2 separate regions of the Homo sapiens genome follow, and region 1 is linked to region 2. A link is an interaction called in ENCODE POLR2A ChIA-PET data of the cell type or tissue named here. Cell type or tissue: GM12878. All regions are shown on one strand. Each heading gives the region's core, and the rest is flanking DNA. Links, peaks and the distances in the headings are about the cores only.

What was found. ChIA-PET counts read pairs that join two places held together with the same protein. Peaks named below come from ENCODE experiments on the same cell type or tissue, not always from the same donor. Only the 100,000 strongest peaks of a DNase experiment are listed, where the experiment ranks them.
Region 1: POLR2A ChIA-PET joins it to region 2 with 5 read pairs; 2 of 35 experiments call an interaction of 5 or more read pairs at or near these places.

What each region holds. Positions count from the first base shown.
Region 1 is chr20:4,892,496-4,901,662 of GRCh38, forward strand. It overlaps SLC23A2 (solute carrier family 23 member 2), which reads right to left. Exons shown (of 17, transcript NM_005116.6): 6 at 7,060-7,217. Among named protein-coding and RNA genes, the nearest start is that of RASSF2, 73 kb to the left of the region's middle. RefSeq lists enhancers at 1,546-2,046, 4,274-4,795. In GM12878, for the core only: a CTCF peak has its summit at 4,614; no DNase peak of the experiment used is centred there.
Region 2 is chr20:5,085,008-5,094,174 of GRCh38, forward strand. It overlaps a transcript of TMEM230 not described here. Among named protein-coding and RNA genes, the nearest start is that of TMEM230, 23 kb to the right of the region's middle. RefSeq lists enhancers at 5,225-5,284, 5,295-5,344. In GM12878, for the core only: no CTCF peak of the experiment used is centred there; a DNase peak (open chromatin) is centred at 5,383.

The DNA of each region.
Region 1 (9,167 bases), core at 660-8,659, 190 kb before region 2:
ATATTAATGTATGATTTTAAATTCCTTTTTAGTTAAGTGGATGGTAACAAATTTTTTTATTTGGGCACAAAACCCTATAATCTGCCATTATGTGCCTGCTTGACATGACAAAATACAAAGGATTTGACATCACCTACACAGTAATTTTGGCAACAATGTTTACCCTAAATCAACCATGCCTCCAGCCCCATCTTCTGGTTGACAACAAATCAGAGGGATTGTGGGACAAATCAAACAATATGACAGGGACACAATCAAGACAAAATCAGACACGAGACACCAGGTCTGGAATCTTTTTAAAAAGATGATGACGTGGGGAGGAAAAAGGTGGAGACAGCAAAGAGACACAACAAACAAATGCACCACACGAAGGAGACTGGTTTAGAGAGGGAATAATGGGGAAAGGTATTTTAGGAACAACTGGGAAGTTAAATACGAACTGCATATGAGATGATGAAACAGAATGATTGTTAATGTTCTTAGGTGTGACAAATGGTCTCCTGTGATACACAAGAGACACCGTCATTGCTAGGAGAGTATGTAGGGGTGAGCCATCATGCTATCTGCAACTTTACTTTTTTTTTTTTTAGACAGGATCTCGCTCTGTCTCCCAGGCTGGAATGCAGTGGCGTGATCATGGCTCAGTGAAGCCTCATCTCCTGGGCTCAAGCGACCCTCCCACTTCAGCCTCTCAAGTAGCTGGGACCACAGGTGCACGCCACCACACCCAGCTAATTATTTTTATTATTTGTAGAGACAAGGTCTCACTATGTTGTCCAGGCTGGTCTCAAACTCCTGGGCTTAAGCAATCCTCCCGCCTCAGACTCCCAAAGTGCTGGGATTACAGCCCTGAACCGCCTTGCTCAGCCTGCAACTTTACTTTCAAGTGGCTCAAAAATCAAAAAAATTACACTTGTACCCCAACATACATATACAGAAAGAGAAGTGGGGTCTCTCCCTTGCCCCAATCTGATCACCGCATCCCTCCATGCTTCTAAGTTTTATAAACAATCATGAGTTCGAAGTCCCCAGATTTAAGACCTTCAAGTCTCCTGGAGCCACCCCTTGTACTCAATGAGCACATATCATGGACAAGGTTCCATTACGGGCCCCAGGAACCTGACAGGATAGAAGACAGAGGAACTCTCTCTCCTTAGGGCAGACAATCTGGTTAGAGGCCAGGTTCCTAAACCAGCTACAATGACTCTCTTGGCCAAACCCTACCTTTTCTCAGCACATGAACATGCTGTGTGCCTACAGCAGGCCTGAGAACGGCCAGGAGGGCTCTCTCAGAGGGGGCATCCTACCTTTCATTTTGCTGGAGAGGTCAGAGTGATGCTTCTAAGAGGGGCCTGGAGTGAAAGGCTGAGGGTGGCCCCACAGATGCCGTAAGACTCTCCTCCCACCAGCCTGCGGGAAAGTCAGTGTGGTGACGGCGGGGCAGGGTCTTGGAGGGCCCTAGAGACACCAAGGGTCAGGGGTGGGAACTCTGGGAAGCTCAGAGGTGCCACAAAAGAATGACGGCTGCAGGCTGGCTAGGGGACTCTCAAAACCCTGACCTGATTTCTCTGGATTTTAAAGGCTTTGTACTAATTCCCGGAACAAGGGTTAGCTGGAATTGACATCACAGACCAACCAGAATGAGAACTGTTGAAACCTCGCTCAGGGGAAAACTCGGTAATGAAGACCTCCTTGACACAAAGCTCAGGGGATCAAGGTCAAAGGAGAGGAGGGAGGAGGAAAAGGTAGGGAGGAAGAGGGAGAGGGAGAGGGAATGCCATGAGGAAGGGCCGTGAGGAAGCTGCCTTTCCCTAAGCAAAGGCTTGGAAAGCACCAAAGCCTCCTAAAGTCCTCAACAACTGGGGCTAAGGCCCACAACCTCCAATGCAAAAAGACAACGGCCCCTGGAAGAAAAGGAAAACTTTCATGCCAGGGGAGAGATGTGCAGTGAAGGAAGAAGGGTCTGCAGCCTGCACAACTCAGACATGCTTCACGTGGTCTCAGCCAGTCAGCCTTGGGAAATGTACCCCCATGCTGTGGCATCTACAATCGGCCTCCTGTTCTTACTCTGCTCAAACTGCTTCCCAAGCCAGCAGGGAGGGGAACCATGCTGCCTGCTGACCTGGGTAGTTCTATTTAGGTCTTGTGACACAACAGTGGGCAAGGTGATGCCCTCTGTGACCAAAAGTATTTACCCCAAGTTCCCCCAGGCCCTCCCTTTCGTCTGCAAAGACACACATCTGTTTCACTGTGTCTTCTGCAAAGACACACATCTGTTTCACTGTGTCTTCTGCAAAGACACACATCTGTTTCACCTTCATGGGTTTCCCATCAACTCTGATCATTTTTATAGAATGAAACAGGTTTCCAGGATAGCATTCCACTCAGATCAAGAGCCCATGTGAAATGAGGGGGACGACTTGACCACAGCACCTTGTTCCTTCCTGTAATCTAGACACTTCTGCACAATAGAGGGCCCACCCCTCAAGGGCACAGGCCATGGTTTGTCCTCAGGCTCCCTTCACCCACAACATCCAGCGTGACAGAAATACTGGGTACTCAGCAAGAGGCAGTCAAATGCACAATGCAGGATACAGAACCGAAACACAACAGGGGAACCACTTCGGAGCTGGAGAAGTCTGACACTGTGTCTTAGAAATCACGAAAGCTGGACACGAAAAACTTTTCCTTCTGCTGCCCTAAGCCTAAGGAAATGAGTGGTGAGCTTCTCCAAAGCAAAAACACAACCCAAAAAAGCCCACAGAGGCCATCTGCCATCCTTCCGGCAGTGCTGCTGGGAGTCAGGCCTGCACGCCCGGCTGCATCTGCCTTTCCTCTCCACCTTGCTCCCTGCTCACAGTCTCTCTACCCCAACTGCAGAAAATAAACACAGAAGTCTAAAAGAAATGATAATTCACAGCCTATGATGGATCTATCTAAGCAACTAGCAGAACTAAAAGTCTAAAATATGAGTTCACATTTTCATATGCAAAAACTCCCAAAAAGTATTTTAGGAAACATAATAATCTACAAAAACACAATAGATTCATTAAAATTAGGCGAAATATATCATTCCCAGGACACCTGAGGGAGAAGCCTTCTTTCATTTTCACAAAGGAAACGGGGCTCGAGGGGTCACTTGTCCAAGGTCATAATGCCACATGCTGTAAACATATCTCTATCCTCAGAAATGTAGGTTTGATACCCAAGGGGTTAGAATTCCATAAAAGTATCCCAAAATCTGACTTTCACTTGCAATGGCCATGCGTCCAGCTCTGGCAGTATTGATCTTGGTGAGCACCCCTAGAACAGATGCTGTCCTGAGTGAGATCTGGGTGTCCAAGTACCAGAGGGGGCCTCACCCTACTGAGGTCTGGCTGCCAACCTTGCTCTGCTGGATGGGAACAGCGCATATGCTCACGGAGGAGTTGGCCATTTGGGGATTTCTGCTCTTCCCTCACTAACCCCACAGGAAACCTGAGGCAAGGCTGTGAGAGGTGGTGCGGCTGACAAGGTAGCCTGGCCTCGTCTGGCCTAGCGCAAAGATGGGAACAGGAAGGGTGGAGGAGTCTGCATCCCAACAGGAAGGGATGGAGGGTGGAGAGACGTGGGGGGGATGAGAGAAGAGGAGACACACGAACATGGGGTGCAGCAAACGTGCCCCCCACGGTGACTGGCCAGTCAAGGGGGGAACCAGCGGCCTCTCTCGTTGCCTCAGTGCCCCTTCGCTGCCTCAGACACGCAGCCCCCTGCACAGCAGGCCCCCAAGTGTGCTAAGGACCCACACGGAAGAAGGTCTGCAGACAGGGTCTGAGGCCGTGCGGAGCAGGAGCCCCCACCGGAGCCCCAGCTCACTGCCCACCTGCTGGTCGGAGAGGAAGCAAGGGGTGCAGGCAACACACAGCACTGCAGGCTCAGATTCACAGCAAAAGCCCCCCTCAGCCTGGGAGGCCCAGACTGCCCACAAGGTGCTGGCAGGGGCGCTCCCCTCCCCCATCCCAAAGGCTCTCTCTAAGCCGCTCCACTGGAAAGATTCTTTAATCAGGACACATGAAGCACATTCCATTCCGTGCTGCTTCTCTTTCCAGCTAAGGATTCAAAGCAGGAAGGGACCCCCAGGACGAGAAAGAGTGAGACTGGGGAATGAGTTCAGTCCTAGCACAGTCACCTTCCTATCCCACACCCCTGAGGCTTGCCTAGGCCCCCATCACCTTTCTCATGGATGTCACTGATCCCCTGGGATGGTCCTCACCCCCTATACTAAGTAACCAAGTAACGTCCTTCAAGGCACAGCCCCGGGGGCGAGTCCCCTGCTAACAAAGCCATTGAATGCTCCCTGTGCCTGTTGATAAGTCCCAAGCTCTGGCCTCTGTGTGCCTGGGCAGGGGGATCATGCCAGGCTGTGACTTCCTGCCTTTGCTCCTGCCCCTGCTGGGATGGAAGCTGCTCCCTCAGCCCTCCTGGGCAGAGCCCTTGGAGCCTGCAGGGCCTGTCTCAAACACCACCTCCTCCAGGGCTCCCACCAAGTCCCCTGGAGGATGCACTGTGTCTCCCTGATGGCGCTGCCCTTCGTGCTGCAAGCCATGTGCTTCGATGTCACCATTGCGCCCCACAATGGCCAGGCCCCGCACCTGCCACATAGACCAGTCACTGAATATCTGCAGGGCTGAGCCAGTACTCTTTCTCTTTGCCCAGGTTAAGAGAACGGGCACCACCCACACCCCGACAACCATAGAAAACCCCTATCACAAGCCCAACACCCCACCAAAGTCCCCAGCACACCTGCACCTGCCCAGCAGCACACAGTTGCTGACGTGATTAGAGTCAGCACCACCTGATTTATGACTAAGCAAATGGCCACACTGTGGGGAGGATGGAAGCAGGGGTGGGGCTGCCATTCCTTGCACAGCCAAAGGTCATGGGGGACTCACTCTGACTCCTCACAAACACAGCAAGAAAGGCTGCTTTCACCCAGCCTTGTGGGCATGGGGCGCACAGACACGCACCCTCCTCCAGGCCACAGCTCTGCATTTTGGGTCCCTGAGCCATCCCAGTAGGGTGTCAAATCCCTCTCCTGTTCTTACTCCGCTCAAACTGCTTCCCAGGCCAGCAGGGAGGTGAACCACGCTGACCCAGGTAGTTCTGTTTAGGTCTTGTGCCCCAACAGTGGGCAAGATGATGCCCTCTGTGACCAAAAGTATTTACCCCAAGTTCCCCCAGGCCCTCCCTTCTGTGTCCCATTAGCAACTTTGCCCATCAGGCTCAGCTGCTGGCCAGGCCTGGCCTCCTTGGCATGAGCTGGGGCAGAGCTGCACACGGTACACACTTCACTGCAATAAACACAGCTTTCATCCCCTATTCAGGTCAACCAATAATGCTCAGCTAGAGACACTGACCAAATTCACAGAGGGATTATGCCTACAAATCCACGGATAAGTCAGCGGTTTAGAAAAAGAACATCTCCCCAGAGAACCAGTGCTCCATGGGCAAGGTAAGGATCCTGAGTGAGCCAAAAAAAGCTCTGCCGTGCACTCTGGACTTGAAGCACAGAGCCCTGAACACTGTACCCAAAGAATGAAAGAGGGTGCTAGTCAGGTTGAGCCCTTCTTGGAAGGCCCAGACCACATCTCCTTCCCCTAGTCGGTCAGTGATATCCCTGCCCTGCCCCCTGGGGGGTTTGAGGAGACCCTCCTCCCTTCAGCCCAGCTTGGTGGTTGTGGGCAGACTAGCAAGGGCTGGGATCTGGGAACCATCAGAGCTTGCCAGCCCCAAAGCCTTTAGTCCACATAGCTTCTTTCCATCAGCAGACCTGCAGCCTACCCTCCCAGGGTGTGGCCTATCCTGGCAACCAGAACACCTGCACATGGCTCACCGCCCTCCAAGGCTCCCCTATCCCCGTGCCGCGTTAGGGCAACCCTGAGGTCCCGAAGGATTCTGACTCATCAGAATGCAGTCCCTGACTTCAGCTCACACCCACCTCCCACCGCAGGGAGGGCCAGGCCTTACTCAGCCTGTCTCTGACAGAGCAAGAGACAGCTGGCCGTGAACTTAGGACAGTCCTGCCAGAGCAGGCTCCACTTCCTGAGCAGTGCCCTGGGGTAAAGCAAGAGGCTGCACTGCGAAGAGGGGAGAGGAGCAGGAAAGGAGAGGAAAAGACAAGCTTGCAGGAGGAGGTAGGAAGGTAGATAAGGATGTTTCTCTTCCTTCCTGTGCCAGCTCCACGTCCATTTAAGCTGGTGGCTGGAAATGCAGAAGTGAACAAGCCAAAGCCCTGGCATCAAGGAGGAAGCACCGTGGGAAAAAGACATAGAAACAAAAAGGACAAACTGGAATAAAGGCCACACTGGAAGGATGAAAACAAGGTGGGAATTCAGAGAACAATGAAGGGCTCCACAGAGTCGGGAGGGCAGGACAAGCTGGGCCTGGAGGATGAGCTGTTGTGTGCCAGGCGGGTTGAGGGAAGACACACAAGAAGGTAGACAGCGGGCCCTTGGGAGTGAGGCCAGGGAAGGCAGGAGACAGGGCTCAGAGGCATGGCTGGAGATGGAAGTGGGGCAGAGAGCAAGGGCAAGCCTAAATGCTGGGTGCAGCCTGGTGTGTAAAAAGGGAGGAGAGCTGCAGTGTGGCTCACCCTGAGGAGGGTGTGGAAGTAGAAAGATGGCACTGGGTGTGGGGCACAAAGTGAGTCCAAGAGCAGTGCCCTGGAGGCAGGGAAGCCAACGGGGAGCCTGGTGGGACACTCTGGTCTGAACGTAAGGAATAGGGGCACAGAGGGGTGCTGGGGAGCGAGCATGACTTGCCAAGGGGGCAGGGGAAGGAGAGTGAGGCTGAGTTTCCAGCTTGGACAACTGGGTAGGGGAAGGTGGCGGTGGTGCCATTCACCAAGAGAGGAAATGACTGGGAGGAACACTGAGGGGTGGGGACCAACGGCCACTAGGACATTCCCGTGCCTCCATTCTGTCCTTGCCAACAGCCCTAGGCAAACGGCGCAGCTCAATGCCTTCTGCGCTCAATGCCTTCTGGGGGCTTTGGCATCCCCCATTAGTACCCCAATCTCACCTGCATCCAAACGTTGTCTGTAGCAAAGTAGTGATTCCCACACAGAAGAAAATGGTCCCAATGAGCTGGCTGGTGGCCCACTGGTCGTACCCCACACACATGGCATCGGCCAACAGGAAGGGCACTGCGATCGTGCCGCTGAAGCATGTCAGGTAGTGCTGTGGGCAGGAAAAGGGTCAGAGGAGAAACAGTAAACCCTTCCTCATTTATTCTTGATTTCATCCTAATTCTTCTCTCTTATTGTCGTTAAAAAATAGCCCACATAAAGAATCTCCTTGGTTTTTCGACCAAGCCATACTTTTTTCCTTCTTTTTCAGTATTTCTCCTTTGTTGTTAAGACAGTTTCACTCCCATTGCCCTCGACGGAGTGCAATGGTGCGATCTTGGCTCACTGTGACCTCCACCTCCCAGGCTCAAGCAATTCTCCTGCTTCAACCTCCCAAATAGCTGGGATTACAGGGGCGCACCACCACGCCCAGCTTATTTTTGTATTTTTTGTAGCGATGGGTTTTCACCGTGTTGGCAAAGCTGGTGTCAAACACCTGGGCTCAAGCGATCCGCCTGCCTCTCCCTCTCCAAAGTGCTGGGATTACAGGCGTGAGCCACCACGCCCAGCTGCATTTCTCCTTTTCATTACATTTTATTGTCTTACTATTCACTGTCATTATTACTTATTACTTGGATGAATCCATGCCTCACAAAGGAAACAGTCAATATCAGCACTGGTGATATTTTACTTATGTAATTCTTATTAGAAATATTTGGGTTTCTTCCCCAAAATGCTTTTCTGGCATAAATTGCTAAAACCATAAGGCCTTTCTCCTCTAATCTGTTATCATGAATTGTGATGTGCTGAACTATTCTTGCATGCTTGAAACAAACCCTAGTTAGTCATACTGTATTTTTCTTCTGGGATTTGATTTGCTAATATTTTATACAGAATTTTGCATCTACATTTCTAGGTTAATTAGTCTATTTCTTTAAAAAAGTTCTTTCATGTCTGGGGATTAAAGTTACATAAGCTTCATAAGTTACATACGCATGGAGTGTTTTCTGTCTTTTTCTGTGAGCTGGCATTGTTTTCGAAAACAAAGAATTCGTCTGTTCCAGTCAGGGCAGGGTTAAGGGCGTACAGTAGCCATGGGAATCTTCCAGAAAGAACCCCATCCCACTTTCCTTTGGGAGTCCCCCCAACCCCCCGCCACACCTGTAGCCCTGGTAGGATAGTCCCAGCACTCACGACTCACTTCCCTCCCTTCCCCTGTTGACCAGTTCTTATTTCTGTTCTGCAAACTTCCTACTTTTCTTCCAGCAGCTTCCCATTCCTGCCCACGTTAGCCAAACATGCCACATGCAGCCCATGAAGCCCGACTGTAAAGGAGTTTCCTGGGGTGAAATACTCCTGTTCAGGATGTCTCAGGGCTGCTCACAACTTTATGTACTCTGAATCGTCAGGAAGGGCATGATGCAGGCAGGGTTTCCCACTCCTATCTGACCAGGGAAGACTGCTGGGAACATTTATAAGATAAACATTCCAAAAAGTGTCCTTCCTGAATCTGGTTCAGAATGCTCAGCCCAAGGTAGACTAGTTGCCGAGGCCACTCAGCTCCTTTTGCTCTGACTCCTCCCCTACTCAACAGACACCTGCCAGTCGGGGTTACCATGGGCTGTGATACCTGAAACGGGGTGAGGGAAGGGCGGGGCAACTGGAAACTCAACCAAAGTACCCAGCTGTTGGCAGCCCCACCCCAGGGTGAATCAACCTCTCTGGACAATGAGATGGATTTTCTCGGCACCTGAGATACCTTAGGTTGAACTGACCACACAAACTTGAGAAGGGAAAAATGCTAAGTCCGACCTCAGAACAGAGTCCAAGTTAAAACCAAAGCATATTCAGTCCAGGAGTGTGCATTTAAGAAAAGACCCTCCCCACGTTGTCCCCTTTCTCCAAAACGTCCCGCGTTCATCCTATGAAAGGGAAAAGGGTGCTGAAGACAGAGGAGGGAAGTATCAAAGACGCCGGAGGCCTCCATCAGCTATGTCACCACCCACCTTGTCCCTGAGCCCGGCTGCCCTCCCCTCCCACTGGAAGCTGCAGCAGACAAAGC
Region 2 (9,167 bases), core at 574-8,573:
CATTTCATTTATTTTTAAAAAGTCCACTTCATTTCCATTTTTTAACTCACACACAAGGTTGTACCTAATATCCTGTTACCTGAAAGTTTATCCCTGAATCCAGAATTTCATCTGAAGGCTGTATTCTTGGACTCCAGATTGCCACCTACAACATCCTCTCTGATCTCACCGTAGGTACAAACCTTCTTTTTGTACAAGTTTCTCCTGTTGCAGGTAGCAACTCTCCTCCAATTCTCCTGTTCCATTTTTTTTTTCATGCTCCTGAATCTTTTTTTGTTTTTCTTTTTTTCTTTTTTTTTGAGACAGAGTCTCACTCTGTCACCCAGGCTGGAGTGCAGTGGCACAATCTCAGCTCACTGCAACCTCTGCCTCCTGGATTCAAATAATTCTCATGCCTCAGCCTTCTGAGTAGCTGGAATTACAGGCATGCGCCACCATGCCCTGCTAATTTTTGTATGTTTAGTAGAGACAGGGTTTCACCATGGTGGCCAGGCTGGTCTCAAACTTCTCACCTCAAGTGACCTGCTCGCCTCGGCCTCCCAAAGTGCTGAGATTACAGTGAGCCACTGCGCCTGGCTTCCTGAATCTTTTCATGAGCCAAGTTCCTCTTTACATCTTTACCCAAAGGAGCCTGTTTTTCTCTGGTGTCAGGAGTTGTGATATGGGTTTCCTGTTCTAATCTTGTAGTCCCAGACAAAAAAAAGCCATACTTTATTTGGGCTTATTTACCAGATTTAGATGATGAGCTGAGAGTGAAGAGAAGGGCTGGACCCCCAGCTAGGGTAGGGGACGGGAGGCCAGGCTCTTTTCCATGACATAAAGGACTCTCCAATATCTCACCTGCCTGCATCCTCTCCCAAGGCCCCTCGTGTTACAACCTCTTAGCCATAAGAAAGCAGGTGGTTGTCAGGCCATACCTGCCGTGTCACCTCTCACAGGTGCTCCTCTCACAGGCTGCTCCATCAGTCCAGATGCCCACGTCATGCTTCTTGACTTGGGTAGTACATCCTTGAACTTCCACTTTTATAATTTAAGCTATACATTTAGGTTCATGTGCTTTTCCATGTATGTATTATAGTTCACAATGAAAAGGGTTTTAATATGCAGCTGGGTGCGGTGGCTCGTGCCTGTAATCCCAGCACTTTGGGAGGCCAAGGTGGGAGGATCACTTGAGCAGGAGTTTGAGACCAGCCTGGGCAACATAGTGAGACCTCATTTCTATTAAAAAAAAAAAAAAAAAAAAGTATTGGCCAGCCACGGTGGCTCACGCCTGTAATCCCAGCACTTTGGGAGGCTGAGGCGGGTGGATCACTTGAGGTCAGGAGTTCAAAACCAGCCTGGCCAACATGGTGAAGCCCCATCTCTACTAAAAATACAAAAAATTAGCCAGGCGTGGTGGCGTGCGCCTGTAGTCCCAGCTGCTTGGGAGGCTAAGGCTGGAGGATGGCATGAACCCGGGAGGCGCAGCTTGCAGTAAGACGAGATCACGCCACTGCACTCCAGCCTGGGCAACAGAGCCAGACTCTGTCTCAAAAAAAAAAAAAAAAAAAAGAAGAAAAAGAAAAAAAAGTATCTGTATATATTTTTATATATGCTTTTTTTTCTGGAAGAATACAATGACAGATTGTTAATATGGAGTCTTTAATATTTTGCTTACTATAATTCCATATTTAAATAAACAATTATTTATCTTTTTATCTTTTTTTTTTTGAGGTAGGGTCTTGCTCTGTTGCTCAGAGTGGAGTACAGTGGCACAATCACAACTCACTGTAGCCTCAACCTTCTAGCCTCAAGCAATCCTCCCACCTCAGCCTCCCAAGTAGCTGGGACTACAGATGCACACTGCCACGCCTGGCTAATTTCTTATTTGTTTAGTTATTTTTTTGACACAGAGTCCCACTCTGTCCCCCAGGCTGAGTGCAGTGGTGTGACCATGGCTCATTGGAGCCTCGACCTCCCAGGCTCAAGCAATCATCCCGCCTCAGCCTTCCAAGTCGCTGGGACTTCAGGCATGCACCACCATGCTCAGCTAATTTTTGATTTTTTTGTAGAGATGAGGTCTTGCTATTTTGCCCAGGCTGGTCTCGAACTCACAGATGCAAGCAATCCTCCTGCCTCAGCCTCACAAAGTGCTGGGATTATAGGCATGAGCCGCCATGGCCGGCCAACAATTATTTTTCAAAGTCTGGAAGATGACAGGAAAACCCAAGACTGACCCTAGAAGACAGAGACACCATCACGGCCTCAGCTGTGTCCAGATTTCAACATGTAGCTGTTTCCCTCCTAGACAACAACCTTCCTTTCCAGCCTTCACTCCAAAGTATCAATTACTCACAGGGTTTTAAACTTTGGGACCTGATCATTGCTAGGTCTTTGCCAGGCTTTGTACACTCCAGGTGCTTTCCAGATTTAGATGATGAGCTGAGAGTGAAGAGAAGGGCTGGTCCCCCAGCTAAGGTAGGGGATGGGAGTAAGGAAGGAGTAAGAGGACATATTTTTTTTTTTGAGACAGAGTCTCATTCTGTCTCACAGGCTGGAATGCAGTGGTACAATCTACAACCTCTACCTCCTCTCCCCTGGCCTGGGTAGAGCCTGGCTTCCTGTCCCCTACCCTAGCTGGGGGTCCAGCCCTTCTCTTCACTCTCAGCTTATCACCTAAATCTGGTAAATAGGCCAAAGAAAGTATGGCTTTTTTTTTTTTTTTTTTTTTTCCTGGGACTAGAAGATTAGAATAGGAAATCCATATCACAACTCCTGACACCAGAGAAAAACAAGCTCCTTTGGGTAAAGATGAGAAGAGGCATTCGGTGGAGTAGCTGGGATTACAGGCGTGTACCACCACGCCTGGCTAATTTTTATATTTGTAGTAGAGATGGGGTTTCAACATGTTGGCCAGGTGAGTCTCAAACTCCTGGCCTCAAGTGATCTGCCCGCGGTGGCCTCCCAAAGTGCTGGGATTACGGGCATGAGCCACCACACCCAGCCAGGATATACCTAAAAAAAAAAAAAAAAGTTTCAAGGCCAAGCATGGTGGCTCACGCCTGTAATCCCAGCACTTTGGGAGGCCAAGGTGGGCGGATTGCCTGAGGTCAGGAGTTTGAAACCAGCCTGGCCAACATGGTGAAACCCCATCTCTACTAAAAATACAAAAACTAGCCTGGCGTGGTGGCGCATGCCTGTAATCCCAGCTACTCTGGAGGCTGACACAGGAGAATTGCTTGAACCCGGGAGGCAGAGCTTGCAGTGAGCCGAGGTCGTGCCACTGTACTCCAGCCTGGGCAACGGAGGGAGACTCTGTCTCAAAAAAAAAAAAAAAAAAAAGGTTTCAAACACAATTAATTCAAACCAACCTCCCTTAAAAGGGAAAAAAAGCCAGCATTTTCCACGGGAGACAGAGATTTGAAAAATGAAGCTGTGTTCGTGTCTCCTAACTCAGCTAGGTCAGCAGAAGGGTGGGCAATGGGGAAGCAATCAGGTGGTTTTTTTAATCCTCCTGCCTCAGCCTCCCAAAGTGCTGGGATTATAGGCATGAGCCTACTGCACTCACCTGGCTAGAGTGCGGTAGCATGATCACAGCTGACTGCAGTCTCCACCTCCTGGGCTCAAGGATCCTCCCATCTTAGCTCCCTGAGTATCTGGGACCACTGGCACATGCCACCATGCCTGGCTTAATTAAAAAAAATTTTTTTGTAGATGGGGTCTCACTATGTTACCCAGGCTGGTTTCAAACTCCTGAGCTCAAGAGATCCTCCCACCTCAGCCTCCCAAAGTGCTGATATTACAGGCGTGAGCCACCATGCCCAACCCAGAACCAGGTTTAATAACTGTAGAGGAGGCAACGGTGATAGGCAGTCTAAGCAGCAGGTGGAATGATACTGTTAAATGACATCAAGTTCATCTGAGTGTGGGTGGGAACTTAGTATAATAGATTTTAAAGGGATCACTCTGACTGCTGTGCTGATAAGTGACTATTTTATGTTGATAATATACTGAGATAAAAATGTTATGGTCACGAAATAAAAACTGATTGCTGTAAAATGTGAAAAAGGGTCCTTGGACATTAAAACCATGATAGCAAGTAACAGAGCTGGGTGTGGTGGCTCACGCCTGCAATCCCAGCACTTTGCAGGGCCGAAGCAGGCAGATCACGAGGTCAGAAGATCAAGACCATCCTGGCTAACACGGTGAAACCCTGTCTCTACTAAAAATACAAAAAAATTAGCCGGGCGTGGTGGCACGCACCTATAGTCCCAGCTATTAGGGAGACTGAGGCAGGAGAATCGCTTGAACCTGGGAGGCGGGGGTTGCAGTGAGCCAAGATCACCCCACTGCATTCCAGCTTGGGCAACAGAGCGAGAATCTGTTCCAAAAAAAAAAAGAAAAGAAAAAAATAGTAACAGAAGAGTAGAAGGCTGGGTATAGTGGCTCATGCCTGTAATCCCAGCACTTTGGGAGGCCGTGGTGGGAAGATCACTTTGAGGCCAGTAGTTTGAGACCAGCCTGATCAACATGGCAAAACCCCGTCTCCACTAAAAATACAAAAATTATCTGGGTGTGGTGGCACAGGCTTGTAATCCCAGCTACTTGGGAGGCTTAGGCAGGAGAATTGCTTAAGCCTGTGAGGCAAAGGCTGCAATGAGCTGAGATCGCCCCACTGCACTCCAGCCTGGGCAACAGAGTGAGACTCTGTCTTAAAAAAGGAAAAACAAAAACAAAAAACAGTAGTGGAAAGTATAACAGAGGGCTGCACAGTGGCTCATGCCTGTAATCCAGCACTTTGGGAGGACGAGACCTGAGGTCAGGAGTTCGAGACCAGCCTGGCCAACAGGGCAAAACCCCATCTCTAGTAAACAATACAAAAATTAGCCAGGCATGGTGGCACGTGCCTGTAATCCCAGCTACTTGGGAGGCTGAGGCAGGATAATCGCTTGAACCTGGGGGGCGGAGGTTGCAGTGGGCTATCGTGCCACTGCACTCCTCCCTGGGTGGCAGAAGACTCCATCTCAAAAAAGAAAAGAAAAGAAAAGATGACAGAGGAGTTGAAAGAAAAAAACTGAGGAAATCTTCCACAAAGGAGATCAAAAAGACAAAATATGGAAAAGAGACAAAAATATGAAAAATAGAAAAGGACTGACATCTAATGAAAAAATTCCAGAAATAGGAAACCAAGGTATGAGTGAAATAAATTATCAAATAAATTAATTTCAGAAAATTCCCTAACACTAAAGGACATGAGTTTCCAGACTGAAAGGGCCAAGAGCACCTGGCACAATGGGTAATGGGTGCTGAATAGAAATAGGCCAACAGCAGGACATGCATTGTGAAATTTCAGAACACTGAAGACAATTCTACAAGCATCGAGAGAGAAAAATGACGACAAAGGAGGAACCAAGAATCAGAAGTCACGCAGGAAGCCAGAAGGCACTACAGTCACTTCCTCCCCTCAGAGGGACAATGGGCAGGAAGAGGACAGGGCAGCAGCCTCCTTTATGGAGAGAGTTCTTTCAGATGAAACGGATGGGAGACTAGGGGATATATACAAATGGGGTCAGTTTGGGCTTAACTAGAGACAGATACATAGAAAATCATGCAAATAAACATGATTATTAACTCCAATGAGAAACTAAAAGTTGTGTCAGAAGGAAAAGAAGTCATACTAAGTGTTCTGGTTCAGCTATGAATAGCGTTTGTGTATCCTTAGCAATATCAATATTAATATTGATCCAACCAAAATGACACAATTATATGGACAAATGGAGGGACTGAAAGCACGTGTCTGCGATGAAGGATGACCAAAGAGCAGCCCAATCTGCACCACTAGATATAGTCAATTGATAAGGCCTAATACTGAACAATTGTGAAATGGTAATAAAAATATTTCACATGGAAATGAAAGTTAATACTAAAATATTCATCTGGAAGAACTGAAGGTGGTTGTCTCTTGGAGAGAAAGGAAAGAGGGGTTGCCAAGAACTACTGATTTTCATGATAAGCCTTGTTGAATTTTTTTTTAGGCAGGGTCTCGCTGTCACCCAGGCTGAAGTGCAGTGGCGAGATCATGGCTCACTGCCGCCTTGAACTCGTGGACTCAAGCGAACCTCCCACTTCAGCCTCCCAAGTAGCTGGGACTACAGGTATGGGTCACAGAGCCCAGCTAATTTTTTTATTCTTTGTAAGGATTTTTGTTGTTGTTGTTATTTTGTTACTGTTTTACTGTTTTTTGTTTTTTTGAGATGGAGCTTCGCCCTTGTTGCCCAGGCTGGAGTGCAATGGGCTCACGGCAACCTCTGCCTCCCCGGTTCAAGTGATTCTCCTGCCTTGGCCTTCCAAGTAGCTGGGATTACAGGTATGCATCACTACACCTGGCTAATTTTTGTATTTTTAGTAGAGATGGGGTTTCACCACGTTGGTCAGACTGGTCTTGAACTCCTGACCTCAGGTGATCCACCCACCTCGGCCTCCAAAAGTGCTGGGATTACAGGTGTGAGCCACCGCACCCAGCTGGTATTGCTATTTTTGTTGTTTTTTTTCTCCCAAATATCTTTGATCTGCAGTTGGTTGAATCTACAGATGTGGAACCCAAGGATATGATGGGCTGACTGTACTCATTTATTAATATTACTTATTATATTTGTTCAGTTATTTCAAATATGGATCTATTTCTACATAAGTATATTGCAAACTTCTGGAGGATGGGCATGGTGGACGATTCCTTTTTGATACCTACCAAAGCTATGTCCGTAGTAGATGCCCCCAAAATAATTCATGGATAAACATAAAGGTCAAATTCAAGGTGACTTGATATGCAAAGTTAAGTCAAAGTCTGGAGATAAAAACCAAGGTTAGATTAAAGCTGACACTGTAAATAGTTAAGACATTTGGAGAACCTAAGTACATCAAGACAGAGCTGCATTCAAAGTTCTGTGGTCTACTTTTTTGGTTAATGTTTATTTGTTTTAATGAAGAGATACTTTTGTTCCCAAAGTACTCTCAAGTTTCAAGTTTTGGTGACCTGGGACTTGGTATATAAACGTGAGCTTACTCTGCCAACACCCTATGTGACTTTCGAGACTTTGTGCCTGCCTCCTTTGTTTTCCTAGATTGCAAAGTCGTAATCTCCACACACTGAGATACTGAACTTCTTTTATTGCTGGTCTGATACGATTGACAAGAGAGAGATTAGTTTCTTGTCCCTTGCTGGAGGTGGGGAGATGAAAACACCAGGGAGAAAAATATAGTGGAAGATCATCTTGAGTCGATGTTCAGAATGAGGAGTCCTCGATCCTGGGCCAGCATCAGTCCATGGCGCTTTTGGTCTCACTGTGGTTTCACTCCCCATTAAATGGGGAAAATACTTGGCATTTTCTGACATTCCGGGTTCTACATATGCATATCAGTAAATGTAATACACACGTTAAGAGAAAGGCAGGCCAGGCACGGTGGCTCACGCCTGTAATCCCTGCACTTTGGGAGGCCGACGCAGGCGGATCACCTGAGGTCGGGAGTTCATGACCAGCCTGACCAACATGGAGAAACCCTGTCTCTATTAAAAATACAAAATTAGCCCAGGTGGTGGCACATGCCTGTAATCCCAGCTACTTGGGAGGTTGAGGCAGGAGAATCGCTTGAACCCGGAGGCAGAGGTTGCAGTGAGCTGAGATCGCACCATTGTACTCCAGCCTGGGCAACAAGAGCAAAACTCCGTCTCAAAAAAAAAAAAAAAAAGAGAGAGAGAGAGAATGAAAGGCAAAAATCACATGATCATCTCAATAGATGCAGAAAAGCATTTGAGAAAATCTGACATCCTTTCATGGTAAAAACTCTCAACAAGTTAGGTATAGAAGGAATGTACTTTGATGTACCTTGGAATTTACCTTGCATGACAAATTCGCAGTGAACATACTGAAAGCTCTTCCACTAACACCAGGAACAAGACAAGGATCCCCACTCTCACCACTTATATTTGACATAGTAATGGAAATCCTAGCCAGAGCATTAGGTGAGAAAAAGAAATGACAGGCCTCCAAATTGGAAATGAAGAAGTAAAACTGTCTCTATTTACAGATGGCTGATCTTATATATAGAAAACCCTAAAGACACCACCAAAAACCTGTTAGAACTAAATAAAGTTGTAGGATACAAACGTTAACATATAAAAATCAGTAGTGTTTCTATACATTAACGAAGAACTATTCAAAGAAAAAAAAGAATAAGAAAACCTCCATTTTATTTCCTATTTTATTTTAATTTTGTTATTTTGTAGAGAGAGGGTCTATGTCGCCCAGGCTGGAGTGCAGTGGTGCAATTTTGGCTCACTGCAACCTCCACCTCCTGGGCTCAAGCTATCCTCCCATCTCAGCCTCCTGAGTAACTGGGACTACAGGCACATGCCACCATACCTGGCTAATTTTTTTGTAGAGATGGGGTTTTGCCATGTTGCCCAGGCTGGTCTTGAACTCCTGGGCTCACGCAATCTGCCTGCCTCAGCCTCCCAACGTGCTGGGGTTACAGGCATGAGCCACTGCGCCTGATTTATTTATTTATTTAGAGATGGAGTCTTGCTCTGTCGCCCAGGCTGGAGTGCAGTGGCACCATCTCGGCTCACTGCAACCTCCACCTCCCGGGTTCAAGTGATTCTCATGCCTCAGCCACCCGACTAGCTGGGATTACAGGAGTACACCACCATGCCTGGCTGATTTTTGTATTTTTAGTAGAGACACAGGGTTTGCCATGTTGGCCAGGCTGGTCTTCAGCTCCTGGCTTCAAGTGATGTGACTGCCTTGGCCTCCCAAAGTGCTGGGATTACAGGCATGTGACACTGCACCCAGCCTAAAAGGTCCCATTTATCAAAGCTATATAAAATGTAAAATACTTAGAAATAACTCTGATATCCCAAAACAGGGGAAACTTGGAGCGATCAACAAATCCGATCAGTGAGCTTTTTTTTTCCCCTTTTTCCTTTGTGAGATGGAGTCTCGCTCTGTCGCCCAGGCTGGAGTGCAGTGGCACAATCTTGGCTTGGCTCACTGCAACCTCTGCCTCCCGGGTTCAAGCGATTCTCCTGCCTCAGCCTCCTGAGTAGCTGGGATTACAGGCACGTGCCACCATACCTGGCTAATTTTTGTATTTTTAGTTGAGACGGCGTTTCACCATGGTGCTCAGGCTGG